Linked DNA regions of Mus musculus: region 1 is linked to region 2. A link is a loop called in an ENCODE intact Hi-C map of the cell type or tissue named here. Cell type or tissue: left cerebral cortex. All regions are shown on one strand. Links, peaks and the distances in the headings refer to the core of each region. The heading gives the core; the rest is flanking DNA.

Region 1 (5,719 bases), core at 1,038-5,037, 64 kb before region 2:
ACATCTTCTTAAATGCTGAACCATCTCTCCAGCCTAAACCGGGGACTCAAGAATGCTAGGCAAAGGCCGGGCGTGGTGGCACACGCCTTTAATCCCAGCACTCGGGAGGCAGAGACAGGCGATTTCTGAGTTCCAGGCTAGCCTGGACTACAATGTGAGTTCCAGACAGCTAGGGCTATACAGAGAAACCCTGTCTCAAAAAACAAACAAACAAACAAACAAACAAACAAAAAGAATGCTAGGCAAGCCCTCTGACACAGAGCTACAGCTCAGGACTTTTATGTTGAAACAGGGTCTCAGAAAGTTGCTTAGGCTGTCCTTGAACTTGTGATCCTCTTTCTTATTTTTCTTTTTCTTAACCAGATGGCTAGGATTACAGGTGTGTTTAAGTGAGTTGGCTCTTAAATAGATGCTACCTAATAATTGCTTCAAAAGCCCATACAACTCGATTCACCTAGGCCTCAGTCAAAAGAGTACCTGGGGGACTGTTGCCTTAACAAAACTAACCAATTCTCAGGAGGCAGCTCCACTCTATTAATGACTGCGTATACCACATTTCATAGAGAAGTTTTTAGCAAGGATATTGTTTTTTCTCAAGTTCTCCTTCATGAAGGCCTTAAGAGAAACAGTCTCAAAAGGAAAATAGGAATAAAAGCGCTAAAAAGCTTATCATCTGTGTTTTAACAAAAGAATGCAGACAGCACAACCTTTGGTAGCCATTTTTTTTAAGTACATGCAGTGTATTTAGAACTCAGCTGTGTCACATCAGACTGTTGGGAAGTAGATCATGAACACAGTCCAAAAATAACAGCCATTAAAAACCTAGCAACCAAAACATGTTTATGTATCCATTGAAAGCCTGGTGGTTTTGATTATATAGTGGAGGGTATAATCTACTAGTCTATTTTAAGTAAATTTTCCTTTTAAAGTTCCTTAATATTAAACTACAGGAAGATTTCTGAGTTTAAAGATGCATATGGTGGAGTCTACACAGGTCTAGATACAGAAACAAAGCTGAATTCCCTTAGTTCTCTTTGTTCTTTTTTTTTTTTTTCAGAGCTGAAGCCTGAACCCAGAGCCTTGCATAAATTTTTTGCACATTTGAGCTAAATCTCCAACAAAGATTTAAAAAAAAAAAAAGATTTAAAAAAGAATCTTCCACATTTGAATGTTTGTTTGCACATATGCCTGTGCTCTATATGCACGCAGCTCCTTCGAGGTCAGAAGAGTGTGTTGAATCCCCTAGAACCGAGTTATAGACTTTTGTGAGCTGCCATATACGGGTTCTCAGAATCAAACGTTGGTCGTCTGCAAGATCAACAGTGCTCTTAGCCTCTGCGTCAACTCCTTCTTACCACTGATTTTTGAGTCTTCTCCAATAACAGGTCCTAAATCATGCCTTCCAGAGGTGAAACTGACACGGTTCCTTCCTGGGATTTACTTTTTTGTTTCTACCACTTTTGAACAGATAATTTGAGTCAATAACAAGCAGATTACAAGTAACTCAAAGGCCTCTGGGTGGCTCTAAAAATGAAGACTCCCAAGATTTAAGGAAGTAGAATGGTAGCTGGCTTTACCAAATTTGTATCTTCTCCCACACTTTCTCTATTTTACATGGCATGGGGTGATCACATGTATCTGTTGAAATCCTACTTTGGAGCTATTTGTTATCAGATCTCAGAAGAAATCTAAAAAAGGACTAAATATAACTGGAGAACTACAATCTTACCTGAAAGAACACTTTCTGATATGCAAAAAAGGTAAAGTCACATTGCCACCAAACCTTTAAGTTGGAGCTTTCTCTCCTGTTAAAGAAGTCAAAGTAAAAAGTCCTTACTACTTTCCTTTTCTAGTACAAAATGAATTTTAAAACTTTCCTTTTTTTGAGACAGGGTTTTTCTATATAGTCCTTGCTATCCTGGAACTTGCTTTCTAGACCAGGCTGGCCTCAAACTCACAGAGATCCACCTGCCTCAGTCTCCTGAGTGCTGGGACTAAAGGAATGTACCACCACTGCTGGGCATTTTAAAACTTTAAAATTTTTATTTATTAATAAAAGTTAATGTGTTTATGATATGTAAGTGTGGGTACACACATACCAGAGTGTGCATGTGGAGGTCAGTAATATTTAAGAGTCCACTTTCTTTTCAACTTCCTACCATGGGTTATCAGGCTTGTGTAGCAAGTGCTTTTGCCCTTTCAACGGTTTTGGTCCCACCCCACAAAGATCATTTTTTTCTCTGCCTCTGGGTGCTGTTATTAAGTGTGCACTCCCATGTCTGGCTCACAAAATTTTTTGTTCATTTGTTTGTGAGGCAAGGTCTCTTGTAGCCTGGGCCTGGCCAGGAATGGTGGCACACACCTTTAAGGTGGATCTTTGTGAATTTGAGGCCAGCCTGGTCTACATAGAGAGTTCCAGGGTATTCAGAACTACACAATGAGATCTTGTCTTAAAAAAAAAAAGTCAAATATGAGGAAAATAAACTCACCAAAAATTCAGATTTTTCCAACAGCATAGCATATTACTATGTATCAGCTGCAGAGTCACAACACACAGCATTATAAAATTCATACATACAAATTTGAAAGGATCATTTAACATGCCTACTTTAATAATGCTTTTGAAAATGGAAACATATCTATTCATATTAAAAATTTTTAACAGGGAAGAAAATACACCTTAGGATCCTGAATCCTGCAGAAAACAAGGATTTTGTTTAAATGTCTTATCAGAAATTTTCAGCACTTATTGAAATCTAGGATCCTCTTCCTATTTCTTGTACCATCACTATCTCTACTACCTCTCAACTTCCAATTCTTAGACGTGTCTAGGACTTAGCTCTTCTTGTTTAAGTATTTACAATACATAATAGAACCAGTCTGCAATCTCACATACCACCAGTAAGTGTCACTGGACAGTCACATGATATATTCCTAACTGATTATAGTTCAGGTTCTATCAAATGAAGGCAAATAAAACTTTAATTCATTTTTTTCTCATTATTTGTAGAAGCAGTAGAAAAAAAATCTAGGGGAAAAAAGTTAAATATAAAATGAAAAACAAGGCAATTCTAACAGAATTATTTTATAAAAAAGAAGCATGGACACACATGCAAACAATTAGGAGCTGACATACAGAACAACCCATGTCACAGTATCAGACATGGGAAATATTTGTAGAATACCACTGGATTTCAAGTTCTATGTTGGGTTTGTCTGTCCCTGACTTAGCTGTTAGCACGATTTTTCTGAATCAACAATCAAAAGAAACATTCCTTTTTCTTATCTGAGAAATCTACAGAGACGATGAAATTGGAGGCTTACAATGAATGGGAACATTCTTAGCTGACTCTCTAAATATGTTAAACAGACTTTTATATATATGAAGGTCAAGAAGGTATTTCTAAACTTGCTTTGTGTTTAGATGGACAGCTTTAGAAAAGAAGAAAGGGTAACATGTATTGTTTAATACTGTGTGTTGGAAAACAAACATCAGTAGAATAACAAGATGGAAGAAAGCAAGGCAGATTTCATTACAGTGGAGTGCCTACACTTCCTCATAACTTGGATTTACACGCTGCAAATCCTGTGATCTGATTACCTCCAGTGATCACGTAAAATACCGGCTTTAAACTCTTTGCCTTAGTGATAAAACAGCCACTTTGATTCACAACAAGACATTCACAATAAAGTATATTGTAAACGTACCTGTCCACAGCCCGGGGCACTGCACACAAACGGTCTGTCGTCTCCCATATTTCATAAAGCAGAGCAGAGCTGGGGAGGGGAGTAGGGGAAAAGTTATGTTAAATACGCTGGAGAAAAAAAAATACGCTTCAAAAATATCAAGCCTAGAAACAGGTGTTCCAAGAATGCCATCTATCATAGCTGTAAACACAGGCTACTTTGGTAAGACCCATTAGACAGGTGGCATATGATCTACTATGCCTCAACTGAAACTTTTAATTAGGAAAATTCAGACTTAAATAGTCAAGGAATTTTAAGCCTTTGCTGGGTTTTCCCTCTTTCTGCTACAGTATATAACATATTTCTCCAGTCTACTAAATTACAACCAGTGCAGCTCTCTATGTCAATAAATTCACTGAACGCTCGATGCGGAAGCCATATTTCTGAACTAGAGAAGACCAAAATTTGTCATTTAATTAATTAAGGGATTATAGGAGGGGTGCTCCATTTTACAGGGCTATAATCTGGCTCCCTGGTGTATAAACTACGAGACTGTTGGCAAGGGTCGTTTATCCCAGATTATTGCCAAAGAAAACAAAGCACCCATCCTATTGGACTACATGGGAAATGATTTTCATTAATAAAAAAATAAAAATAAAAACTTCCCCTCCCCACTGGGAGCCTCCTTCTCCTCCCCCCCAGCAATTGTCTGTTGCAAATGAAGAAATATCAGTGCCCCTCCCCCCTCTGATTCTATTTATGGCTAGGTTTTTAAAAGCAGCAATAAAACAAATGTCGACTCTTTGGGGGTTTACTGGGTGAATATGTTCCGGCTGTTTGTGCTGCTCTCGGCCAGAGTTCTTAGGCTGCTCTGCTGCAGCCAACAGATGTGTACTGCTGCAGGGGATAAAGAAATGCACTTAAAGGCACCACCATCCATTCCCTCTATTTCTCTGAAGAACTTAACAGAATTTATATTGCTCTTTTTAAATGACTCTTAAAATGTCTCCCAAAATTCTTTGTCAAAAACAACAAATGCAATCTGAACGCATTGAGAAAAGTTCTCATATTCCAATTAAGAATAAAAACCAGGCAGAGATGAATAATGATTAGAAATGCAAATCACAGTAAAAATATCCCTAAAAGATAAACACTATTTGGAAAAGTCAAAGAGAAAACTGGGAGGAAAGGTGAAAGTAGCCTTGTAAAACAAGGTGCTAAGGACATTTTCATACAACCATCCACAACACAGAACTATTCATAAAAGGATGTGAATGAGGGATGTCTGTTGGAATATGTCTGGAAACAATCTCAGAACTGTAACCAAATCTCAAATTTTATATTGGAGATAAACCAAAATGTCAGGCCAATCTCAGTCAGACCTGCATTAAAATAAAATGTTAACATGCTAGAATGAATCTAGTAGCCAGAAAACCATGCTTAAAATAGAGGGCAACGAGGTAATATTCTTCCTATTCTCTTAGGATTTATCTTTAGGTTAGAAACCAGTATTTCTGGTTGTCTAATCAGTAATTCCACAGCTAATCGGTGTTTAAAAGTGTGAGGTGCCCCATAAAATAGAAGGGGCTGCTTGGTCATCTTTCAATGTGATAGGAACATGGTCTAACTATGAAGAAAACTGATGCTTCAGTCCTGTTGTAATGGAATAGACTCTGTATGTACATACGTATACACAGATTTATATCACAGTTAGCCAGGATAAATTGCTTCAATAAATTCTGTTCCTAGGAGAGGCCAGCTCAAGCTGCTGATTGGGTACCGGAAAATGAGAGCTTCATTCTTCCTCACATAGCCCCAGGACAACAAGGTTTTCTGGATTGTTTGTTTGTTTTAAATACATTTAAAAAAAACAAATAAATTATTTTTAGTACTTTCTAAAACCATAATACAGATTTAAAAAAATAAGTAAATAAAAGCAAATAAATATAAAAATGATGGTCATTTAGGCTGAAAACTCAGATGTCTCTGAAAAGCAAATCATTCATCTATGGGAATTCCCAACTGCTGTACC
Region 2 (5,719 bases), core at 662-4,661:
CATATGAGTTCATACGAGTGTCTGTGCTGTGATTATAGACAGGCACTACTATGCCTGATAAAACGCAAACTCTTTGTAATTTCCAGTAAAACGAAAATTTTTTTAGAATACAGAAAATGGGTACACAAGTGTAATTATTGCACTTGAGAGACCAAAGCCCAACCTGGGCTACATAGTAAGATGCCACAAACAAACAAAAAAAACCTATCATTATTTAGTAATAAGAAGACTGGTCTTAAGAACAAATTAACAAAAAAATTTAATAGAGGCTTTGCCAAATTTAAAAAGAAACAGAGCTGATAATTATATAAGAGAGTTGTAGAACAGCTAAAATTTAAAATATTGACAGACTAAAGAAGTGCTGGAAAGGATGTAGAGCAGCTGGAACACTCCCATACCCTTGGTAGGAGTTCAAAGTGATATGCCTCTTTTGGAAATAGTCTTTGGAAATCTCTTATAAAGGTCCACCTACACTTATTACCACATAAGCCAGAAATCTGAGAGAAATAAAAATATAGCCACACAAATACTCATGGTAGCTGCTTTGTAACACCCTGAATTATAGCCCACAAGAATGCATAGCAACTGATGACCAGATAAAGAAGTGACAGCACACGGTTCAATGAGACTGCATTTGCAATAAGGACCAATGCATGCAAAAACATGGATGCATCATGACCTTTCCATACACAACTCAAAAGCCTTCTAAAACATTCCGGAGAAAGCAAACTTCAAAGATAGAAATCAGGCTCCTGGAAGCTGTGGTGGGTTGGACAGAACTACAAAGGCCTCAAAGGACCTTGTTGGAATTAAAATGTCTAAATCGTACAGTTATAAAGGTAACGTGTGTCTGTGAGTGTCTGCCTCCTCAGCTCTGGGATTGCAGGAGTGAACTACTACATGTCTGGCTTTTTGCAGGGGCATGGGAGACCCAAATGCAAGGCCTTTTGCTTATTCTGAAAGCATTCTCTCAAATGAGCCATCCTCCCAGCCCTGTCATAGGTAGTTTTATTCTAAATAATATAGTCTTGCCATTGGGGGTGGCTGTACTAGGGAGGAGGCATGGAGCAAAGCATGGAAGGAGGGAGGCTGTGTCAGTCCCATGTGAGAGACTACAGTGGCTGGCAACCTAGAGTGGAGGAACCAAGGGTGCCTGCTGGGTTCCATCTGAATCGCTGGGATGAGACAAGTTAAGTCATGGATGAAAAAGAGACATGATTGAGTCTGGGGCACAATGTGAAGGGATTGCAAGGTACTTGGTGTTTGTGGTGATTGGGTAAGGGAATGATAGATAGGAGGGAGACAGAAAAGAGGCAAGAAAGAAATCACTTGAGATGCCATGATCTTTTTTTACCACTAAAAGGGATCTGGACTTTGTAGTCTATTTAGTTACTGGAACTCATTCAATGTTTTTTTTTGTTTGTTTGTTTTTTTTTTTTTTTTAGCAGGAGGGAAATTGATCAAGTCCATGATTCCAAAGATAATTAGAAGCAGTAATGTGGACCGAAGGGAGACACTGGAAGTCAGAAGAAACTCTGAGGAACTTCCTGATTTTTAGGAGATGGCCCAGTACCCAGTATGGTGAATAGAACCAGGCTACCACTCATTACAGACTGAACTGCATAAGCTTCACAACTCTTATGCTTAAGTCGCAAGTAACCCTCTGTGCCTGCAAATATGATAGTGGGGAATGTGTGGACACAGAAGCACACAGAACAATGCCAGCTGAAGGCACAGGTCTACTGCTGTAACTATGAGCATCATGTGTTGCTGTTCCCCAGAACAGGGTAGACAAGATGGCCCAGGAGCCCCCTTATTTGTTTCAGTTCATTGGAGTCCTGGTCTCATGTATCCCAGGCTGGCTGCACACTCACAATGCCTCCATGGCTGGTTTTGAACTCCTGTTCCTCCTGTCTCTCCTAGGATCAGAGGCATTTGACAGTATGACCAGCTGTCTTCGAATCCCTTTATTAGGAGACTCCTTACAGAGCAGCCCTGACATCATTTTGCTCTACCAAAATGTAGTTTTGGGGGAGGCCAGGGCAGTAGTGAGGTGTTCATGTTTGAGGCAGTCTACTGTAGTGTAGTCTGGCTTCAAACTCTCTGTGTAACCAGACCTGGCCTGGAACCTCTGCTCGTCTTGCTTTCTACCTCCCAAAAGCTGGAATTGCAGCCACCCCACCATGCCCAGTAAAAATGCAGTTTCTTTTGCAATTGAACAAGAACTAATAGGACCCTCAAAGACAGGAAGGTGAAAGTCAACTTAATGAACAAACTGTATTGAGAGGAGAATCAGAAAGAAGGCAGTGACAAAGCTAGAGAATGTGCCAGAAGCCTCAGGCTCCCCAGCTACTTCCTTAGGTAGAGGCTTTAAGTTGGGGGTTGTCTTCCTTCCAGCATCATAGGGAAACCCGACAGAGGCCTCACCAGTCTTTCCAGGCAGGGAGTTCCTTGCCAAAGCAAACACTCCCAGTTCTCCGATTGTGCTCAGGCCGGGGTAGGGGAAAACAAAGATCTCTTTCTCTTCTTCCCCAGTGCTATAGCTGCAGCCAAAGGCGGTGTTTACACAATCTTCCCCAGTGAGGAATCTGTTCCTTTCCTCTCTAGGTTGCAGCTGGAAAAGATTGAGTTCCTCCTTGCTGTTCCTTATTCCAGAGTCTCTGGGCAGGAAAGGTGCCCACTTCTTGACCTTCCCACCCTATGCACTCAGAAGTAAACTCTAGGGACAGGACAGGGGAGTTTGACAGCCTATCAGGCTGGGAATGGGAGCAGAGCTCAGAAGCCCAGCTTCTGTCCCAGCTTCTGATTCTCTTCATTCTCCTCCATTTCCTACATCCGAGATACATTTCTACAAGAGAGTCAAATGATCAAGTCCCAGGGCAGACTGGATTATTCTGAAAAGATGATAGCAGGTTAGTAGGTAAAGTGCTTTCTAGAACTTTTCCTTTCACCTTCAGTGTATTATTAGCTAGATCTAGCAGGGCAAGCGTCTCTCCCATATCCCCTAAACAAAAGCAAGAAGGGGAAAGAGAGTGGTAGAGTCTAATTTTAGTGCTGGCAGAGAATCCTAGTGTTAAGTTACTCTTGGTAAACTGGTAACTAAGAAGCAGCAGAGAGAAAGAGAGAGAGAGAATTTATAGTCTAGCTTTCCAACAAGTCATTTTAAAACCTAATTTTGTGCTGGGTCTGCAGCTCAATGGTAGAACATATGTTCTAGCCTGGTGATACCTTGGGTTCAACCCCCAGAGCCAAAATTAAAGCAAAGCAAAAAAAAAAAAAAAAAGAAAGAAAATCAGATTAAAGCTGTGCTAATTTCACTTATTCTGTGGCGTCTCAGGGAGGCAGATGCAACCTCATTTCCCAAGGGAAGGAACACGCAGCCCAGGAAGAGAACACAAAGCTCGGTGAGTAACTGGAGCCCCAGATTCTGGATCTCTCAATCCATATTCCACAGGGTCAAACTGTTTCCCGAAAGCAGCAGGAGTCTTTTATGGTTTTAGGTTTTTGTGGTTCTAGGGATTGAACCCGGGGCCTGTTTGTGCTGTATAAGCATTCCACCACTAGAGAACATCTCTGGCCCTTGAGTCTTTTGTACTGAGTAAACTTTCCCTGCTGTAAAGTTTTTCCCTGCCTCAAATCCCTATTGACTGTTGCCCTGTTGCTAAGGGAGCCAGGCTAGATGTTTATTACTCTGCTGCTATGTTTTGGAAACTTGAAGTTACTGCTTCAGGTGTTGGGAGATGTGGATAGAGAAGCCATAGGGAAGGGGGTGGGGGGGGCGGCGGCACAAGTCTGCTTAACTCAGAAACCATTCCTTCACATTATACAAACACCTCACTCCAGCCAACTTCCCCACCCCCACCTCAGCAAGATGTGCAGAGAGAGTCTTTCTGTAAAAGCAGCTTTGCAGTTCCTGGAAGGCCATAATCCACCATGGTTAAAAATATCTATCACAGGGCCAGAGCTGTGCCAGCTAAACTGAGCGTGCTCACAACCCCTCAGAAAATGACGAGTGTGGTAAAACAGACCCAGGAGCAGGGAAATGTACCTGTTTTCAAGATAGCCACAGGGATGGTAATTTTAAAAAGTCTCCACTGAGAAACCTCAGAAATTGTCCAGATTTCTTTCCCAGTTGTATAATGCAAGGACAGCCATGTGCCACCATACCTGGACAAGTGTTGATTCTTTTTTTTTTTTTTTTTTTTTTTTGGTTTTTCGAGACAGGGTTTCTCTGTATAGCCCTGGCTGTCCTGGAACTCACTTTGTAGACCAGGCTGGCCTCGAACTCAGAAATCCGCCTGCCTCTGCCTCCCGAGTGCTGGGATTAAAGGCGTGCGCCACCACACCCGGCAAGTGTTGATTCTTAAACACCAAAGAAAAAGGTACCTACTTTACACGAATTAAAAGCATGCATGCCCTTCTGCATTAAGTGGTTTTCCTACTCAGCTTTCTTGAGCTACATCAGATCCAGTCAAGTGAGGAGGCAACTTGTTGTCTGGGCTGGGCCTTTTTCTGGAGGTTCTGAGAAAAATGAACCTGTGCTTTCTAGAACTTTTTCTTTCATCCTCAGTGTATTACTAGCTAGATCTAGCAGGGCAAGCGTCTCTCCCACATCCCCTAAACAAAAGCAAGAAGGGGAAAGAAGCAGAATGTCATTCTCTCAGCAGACAGACTACTTTCTATCTTTGCAAATGGTCCTCTCTAGCTACAAAGCAAGCAATAGTCCATTATATCCCTTCCTCAAATCTGATTTCCTCTAATGCTGATAGTGTGAGAAAGCTCTGTGCTGTTAATGTGACTGGATGTGGCCCATGCAGCGCCCCCCAGTACCTAAAGCAGGGGAGTGGGGTCAAATGCATAATTCTGGGGATTACAGAAGGGCACATTTAAAGAGTCATTTATTTTGAGGTACAGGGAATAAAACGAGGCTCTATACACATATATTAGGCAAATATTCTTCTACCTTAGAGCTATACCATCAGGTCTTTTACTTTCTTCTGTTTTTGAAGCAAGGTCATATATGTACCCTAGGCAGCCCTCAAACTCAAGATTCTTCTGCCTCAGCCTCCCAGTTTATGCTACCATGCTTGGCTTAGATCTTTTTAAAGGTTCATTTAAAAGAATTTTGCTTAGGGCTGGCGAGATGACTCAGTGGTTAACAGAGTACCTTTGGTCCGCAGAACCCATGTAAAACAGCTGGATTCAGGAAGATGGCTCAGGGATAAAGACACTTTCTGCCAAACTTGATGACCTAAATTCCATTCCCAGGCCCCACACGGTAGGAGAGAACTGACTCCCCCAAGTTGTCCTCTGACATCCACATCAGTGCTACGGTCTACACCTCCCCCTCAAAAGAAATTGTGTAGCAGTGACACGCATCTGCAATCACAGCTCTTCTGCAGCCTGGAAACTCCAGGGCCAGCCAGCCTGGAGTGCTCCCGAGCCACAGAAACAAAAAGCCTGCTGCCTCAACAAGGCAGTGGAAGAGAACCGAGTCCACGTGCAAGCCACAACAGCGCTGGGTGAACAAGACTCACAGTGAGACATGCAAAAATCTCTGCCTATCACAGCAGTTCATCAAAAGATGAGGAAAAAACGATCCCTGCAGGGAAAAGGAAGAAGCAGGAATGAAGCATCTCTGATTGACTTCAGAGCACTAGGAGAGGCCAAGAAAGTCCTCCTGCCTGGGTTTTGCCATTTCTAAAGTAGCCACTTGGTC

The links. Peaks named below come from ENCODE experiments on the same cell type or tissue, not always from the same donor. Only the 100,000 strongest peaks of a DNase experiment are listed, where the experiment ranks them.
Region 1: a loop joins it to region 2, with 2.2 times the contacts of the local background. A loop is called at or near these places in 6 of 42 quality-filtered maps.

Annotation. Positions count from the first base shown.
Region 1 is chr15:102,589,964-102,595,682 of GRCm38, forward strand. Atf7 (activating transcription factor 7) reads right to left here. Exons shown (of 12, transcript NM_001310067.1): 2 at 3,709-3,777. The coding sequence starts at 3,756. Among named protein-coding and RNA genes, the nearest start is that of Atf7, 33 kb to the right of the region's middle. In left cerebral cortex, for the core only: a CTCF peak has its summit at 2,903; no DNase peak of the experiment used is centred there.
Region 2 is chr15:102,654,375-102,660,093 of GRCm38, forward strand. It overlaps Gm4544 (predicted gene 4544), which reads left to right and starts at 3,098. Exons shown (of 2, transcript NR_166829.1): 1 at 3,098-3,404; 2 at 5,181-5,719. In left cerebral cortex, for the core only: no CTCF peak of the experiment used is centred there; DNase peaks (open chromatin) are centred at 2,476, 3,135, 3,355 and 3,929; H3K27ac peaks cover 2,475 bases.